Regions from separate parts of the Homo sapiens genome. Here region 2 is linked to region 1. A link is a loop called in an ENCODE intact Hi-C map of the cell type or tissue named here. Cell type or tissue: HCT116. All regions are shown on one strand.

Region 1 (2,500 bases):
ATAATTTAAGTTTTCTAAAAGGCCAGTGAAGTTTTATATCTGCAAGGGACTGTGAGGTCTAGCAGCACATTTAAAGAGTATTATCTGATATTTGGTAAAAGGTTTAATCAGGTTTACTTCCACTTTAATGGAGGTGGCTGTATGTATTTTACTAATGTATATGGAAGACCACAAATGGTTTGGCAAAGCTAGCAATAAACCATAAAATGTGTTGATCATTAGTACCACTTTAGAAAAAACTTGTTGGATCTGTATTTTTAGAATCTCAGTAGTTTCATTCTCATTCTGCAGTTGTTCCATTTGCTCCTTCTGTTTTAAATTTAAATACATTTTAACTCCCTTGAAAGAAGTAAATGAGTCCATTGTGAAATTCCAAAAATCTCTGCCTAAGAGATGTATGGGAGCCCAAGGAACAAGCAGAAGGGAATGAGTTCATATAAGAGAGAAGATGAAAGAACAGGGGTAGACAAGGAGGAGCCATGGGGAAGAAAGGGAGAGAGCCTTCTAAGTATTTTTCAACTAATGTACAATGGTTTGAATGGTTTTAAATATCCTTTTGTTTACCTCTTGAATGGAGGCATTTTTTTTTTTCAAAGAATTTCTTTTAGAAGCTTCTAGGTGCTGTTGGAAGTAAGTCTCCCATTCAATCTGGCTCCAAAACCAACTTTTTCCATTTGTGTGCACAGATAAATTATTTTAGGCATTTTCAAAACATCCCCATTTTGGCCACTGCTGCTGATGACCATCCTGGGTTAGATGGGTCCACTTATCCAAGTACTTGCAAGTAAAACAACATGAAACCAGCTAGTGTCAACAGAGGTGGTATACCTTCAGTCTGGATGCATTTTCCTGGCTGCTTTGAGCAAGACAAGCTCTATAAGGGGTCAGGTGTGCTGACTATGAATCTTTCCTCTGGGGATTTCATACAATGGGCTGAAAAGAGTTCTTATGTGTCTTGGACTCCCAAGTCACCTCCAAAGAAGGGTCGGGATGCTCGGGGCAAGAGATGATCAGTCCTTCTAAAGCCTACAAGCTGAGCAAAAAGTGAACAGTTTGGCCAGAGGGAGTAAATGTCTCATCTTTGGAGCAAGAGTGCCCTCATGTGATTGAGAAGGAGAAAACTAAGGAAAGATTGTCTCACCTAGCCTCCAGGGAAACAATTCACTGAGCTCCTATTTTATTCTGCCCTAAAATTCCCAATAAAACCCTTCCCTTGAATTGGTAGCAGTAACTCTTGTGCTGAAAGAGTCATTGTACCTCCTGGCCAGGGAGGAAACTAGCTTCAATAAACCAGAACTTCAGCCAAGATGTGAGGGTTCCAGGAGGAACCCATCTGTAGCACCCAGCAGGAGCATTTAAATTTGGGAACACAATAGGTTCATTACTGGTACATGCATAATGGTCAAAAGCCACATTGGATGATCCAGGGAAGTTGCTCTGGAATCCTGCTGATTATAACAGAATGTTGACTGAAATTAAGGTTCTTAAGGCAGAAATAATTTGATAAAGTTACTTTGGAAGCCAAATGTGAGGATCAACCCAGGAAGACACACCAACAAAATTGGGAGGGTTCCAGAGTCCGTTACAAGTTAGAAGGCTTTTGTAGGAAAATTTAGGAGAAGGGAGGGGGACTACTCATAGGAGTTGTCCTTTTTCATTGGCGAGTACAATATAAAAGTTACAATAATTGGATACAGATTGCAACATATAGGCTAAAATGTCTATGTACAAGACAACCAGTAAAACTTTGTAATTTGAAAACAAATCAGCATCCTTTTCAGTGTCAGTAGGGTATGTCTTTATTAGTACATTAACAATTAGAGGAACTCATAAGGTTCATTACTGAGGGACAGGATGTCACCATGAATTATAAGACCTTCCCAAGGTGGGTTAATTTGGAAGCCTGTTTACTTTTAAACTGTCAAATGTTACAGTCAAATGTTAAACTGTCAAATGTTGTAGCTTATCACACCTTACACCTGTTAGACTGGTTATTATAAAAAAAAAAAAAAGATGAAAGATAAGTGTTGGCAAGGATGTGGAGAAAAGGAAACCTTTGCACACTGTTTGTAGGAATTAGTACAACCATTATGGAAACAATACGGAGGTTCCTCAAAAAACTAAAAACTTAACTACCATTGGATGATCCAGCCATCCCACCAAGGGGTATATACCTAAAAGAAATGAAATCAGTGTGTTGAAGAGATATCTACACTTCCATGTTCATTGCAAAATTATTCGCAATGGCCAAGATATAGAATCAACTTAAGTGTCCATTAACAAATGCATGGATACAGAAAATTTAATATATATATATATCTCCAATGGGACAGTATTCAGCCTTTAAAGAAGAAAATCCTGCCATTTGCAACAACATAAATGAAACTGGAGGACATTACACTAAGTGAAATAAGCCAGACACAGAAAGACAAATGCCATATGATCTCACTTACATGTGGAATTTAAAAGAGGACTCACAGAAGCAGAGAGTAGAATGGTG
Region 2 (2,500 bases), 1.6 Mb before region 1:
CTAAATGAAGGAGCGTGGCTGTGTTCCATTAACACTTTTATCTACAGCACAGGTAGCCAGCCCATAATTTGCCAACTCCTGGTCTAAGACAAATTCCACAGGAGGACACTTCAGATATGGCACAGAAATCCGCTCTGCAGCCACACTTGGAGGCAGCTGCGTAGCAGGATATTTGAGCCAGAGGTCACATTCCTGGCTCCCCATGGCCTCCAAGTAGCTTGAGGGGGATCCAGAATTTCCTATGTCCCATGCAAAGGGGACACAAAGGTGCTTTATCAGATATGATTAGGTTTGGCTTTATAGTAGCCTAAAAACCCAGTTTAATGGTGGCTTAGAACGTACACATGATGGATTTTCTCATGTAAAATCCTGGAGGTGGCCCATGCAGTGCCGGTAAAGTGTGAGAGACCCTTGCGTGTCTGAGCTTTCCTCTCCGCCATTCCTAAGTGTGGCCTTCGTCCACATGGTCCAAGCTGGCTGCTGGGGTGCTGCCATCATGTCCACCACATCCAGCCCCCAGGAAGAGGTAAGCAGAGGAAGGCACCCCTCTCCACCTCTTATTAAAGACCCTACGGCGGGGCGTGGTGGCTCATACCTGTAATCCCAGCACTTTGGGAGGCCGAGGAGGGTGGATCACGAGGTTAGGGAATCGAGGCCATCCTGGCTAACACGGTGAAACACCGTCTCTACTAAAAATACAAAAAATTAGCCAGGCGTGGTGGCAGGCACTTGTAGTCCCAGCTACTGGGGAGGCTGAGGCAGGAGAATGGGGTGAACCCGGGAGGCGGAGCTTGCAGTGAGCCGAGATAGCACCACCGCACTCCAGCCTGGGCGACAGAACAAGGCTTCATCTCAAAAAAAAAAAAAAAAAAAAAAAGACCCTCCCCGCCCCCCCGAAACTGTACACATTTATCTACTTGTATCCCATTGGTTAAAACTTAGCTGACAATACCCAGCTGGAAAAGAAGTGGGGATATGTAGTCTTCAGCTACAAATTGGGTGTTAATTGGAAGGACAGATACAGAAGGACAACTGTCTCTGTTGCTGAGAGGGCCTGTGGAGTGGCGGAGTCCCAGGGATGGCCAGAAGTGCCCACTTGCAGGGACTTGGCTGCTCCAGCAGAGGAGCCAGTGCACAGGGCCAGCTTCATGGACCTGCGCAACTGCATAGGCCTCAGGCTCAGAAGGGCCCATGCTTGGTTTTAGTAAGTAAAATTCCTACTAATGATATAAAATTGTATTTTTTCTTTACTTAGAATGACATTAAACAGCAAATAGAAAACACCACAAAAGGCCGGGCACGGTGGCTCACACCTGTAATCCCAGCACTTTGGGAGGCTGAGGTGGGTGGATCACTTGAGGTCAGGAGTTCGAGACCAGTGTGGCCAACATGATAAAACCCCCTCTCTTCTAAAAATACAAAAATTAGCCAGGTGTGGTGGCGAGCACCTGTAATCCCAGCTACTTGAGAGGCTGAGGCAGGAGAATCGCTTGAACCCAGGAGGCGGAGGTTGTAGTGAGCCAATATCATGCCACTGCACTCCAGCCTCCAGGAGGTGACAGAGCGAGACTCCATCTCAACAACTAAAAAAGAAAACACCACAACAAATCAAGAGAGAAAAACCAGAAGAAAGGAAAATGTTTTATATTTTAGGTTCTTTAGTAGTACTTTTTTCCTGCCTTTTGAATGAGAGATTCTACATTTTTATTTTGCATAGGGCCCTGCAAATGATGTAGCCAACTTGGCAGCACATTATCGCAGGATGCCACATGGAACAGTCATACCTCTCAGGTCCACTGCCAGGAGCAGATGCCCCTCTCTTCAGTGGGAACAGCAAAGGGCCAGAGGACCCAGGTATATGAAGGCCCCCCCACCCACCACCCAACTTCAGGGATACAGTAAGGGCCCTCATTTACCCAGATACACAGAAGGCATCTTGGGGAGAAGAAGGGAGATCAGACAGAGCTCAGAAAGACAGATCTTGGAGACACTGAATTTTCTGAGTCTATGGAAAGCAGCCACATGAGGGAGTTCAACTCCAAAAGGTCTGAGTATTCAGTCTGAAAGGAGACTGAAAGGAGAAAAGACGTGTGTATTGTTCAAGGCAAACCTTGGCTTCCCCAGTACACAATAGTGTGGGGCTGGTAAAGAAGATCCTAATCTTCCTGGCAGATCTGAATGGGGCATGCACATTTGCACACCTGCTATCCTCAGATCCAAATCACTTTCTGTCTGAAATATCATTCTTCCTGTTCCTGCTTCCCTCATTCCACCCCTACTCTTGTAACCCTTGGACATCTGGCTAACTTCTCGCCTTTCTACAGTTAGTTCAGGCTCTCTTCTCCCAGGAAGCCTTCCCTGACACCCCCACTTTCACTTTTCCCTCCTCTGAGTACTCACTGCAACCTGCACACACCCAATTTCAGAGGAGGAGTTTGAGTGACAGCAGGGCTTGCACTGGCCATGGAGCCACAGGCCTGGAGTGGAGGCCTTCCTGCTT

The links. Hi-C counts contacts between places; a loop is a spot of excess contacts. Peaks named below come from ENCODE experiments on the same cell type or tissue, not always from the same donor. Only the 100,000 strongest peaks of a DNase experiment are listed, where the experiment ranks them.
Region 2: it touches region 1 in a loop (10-fold over the local background); 2 of 110 quality-filtered maps call a loop at or near these places.

The regions. Positions count from the first base shown.
Region 1 is chr3:132,729,874-132,732,373 of GRCh38, reverse strand. All of the region lies in intron 2 of NPHP3-AS1 (NPHP3 antisense RNA 1), which reads right to left. Among named protein-coding and RNA genes, the nearest start is that of NPHP3-ACAD11, 8.7 kb to the right of the region's middle. In HCT116, a CTCF peak has its summit at 1,100; a DNase peak (open chromatin) is centred at 1,066; H3K27me3 peaks cover 1,876 bases.
Region 2 is chr3:134,299,308-134,301,807 of GRCh38, reverse strand. No RefSeq gene overlaps it. Among named protein-coding and RNA genes, the nearest start is that of LINC02004, 13 kb to the left of the region's middle. In HCT116, a CTCF peak has its summit at 1,104; no DNase peak of the experiment used is centred here.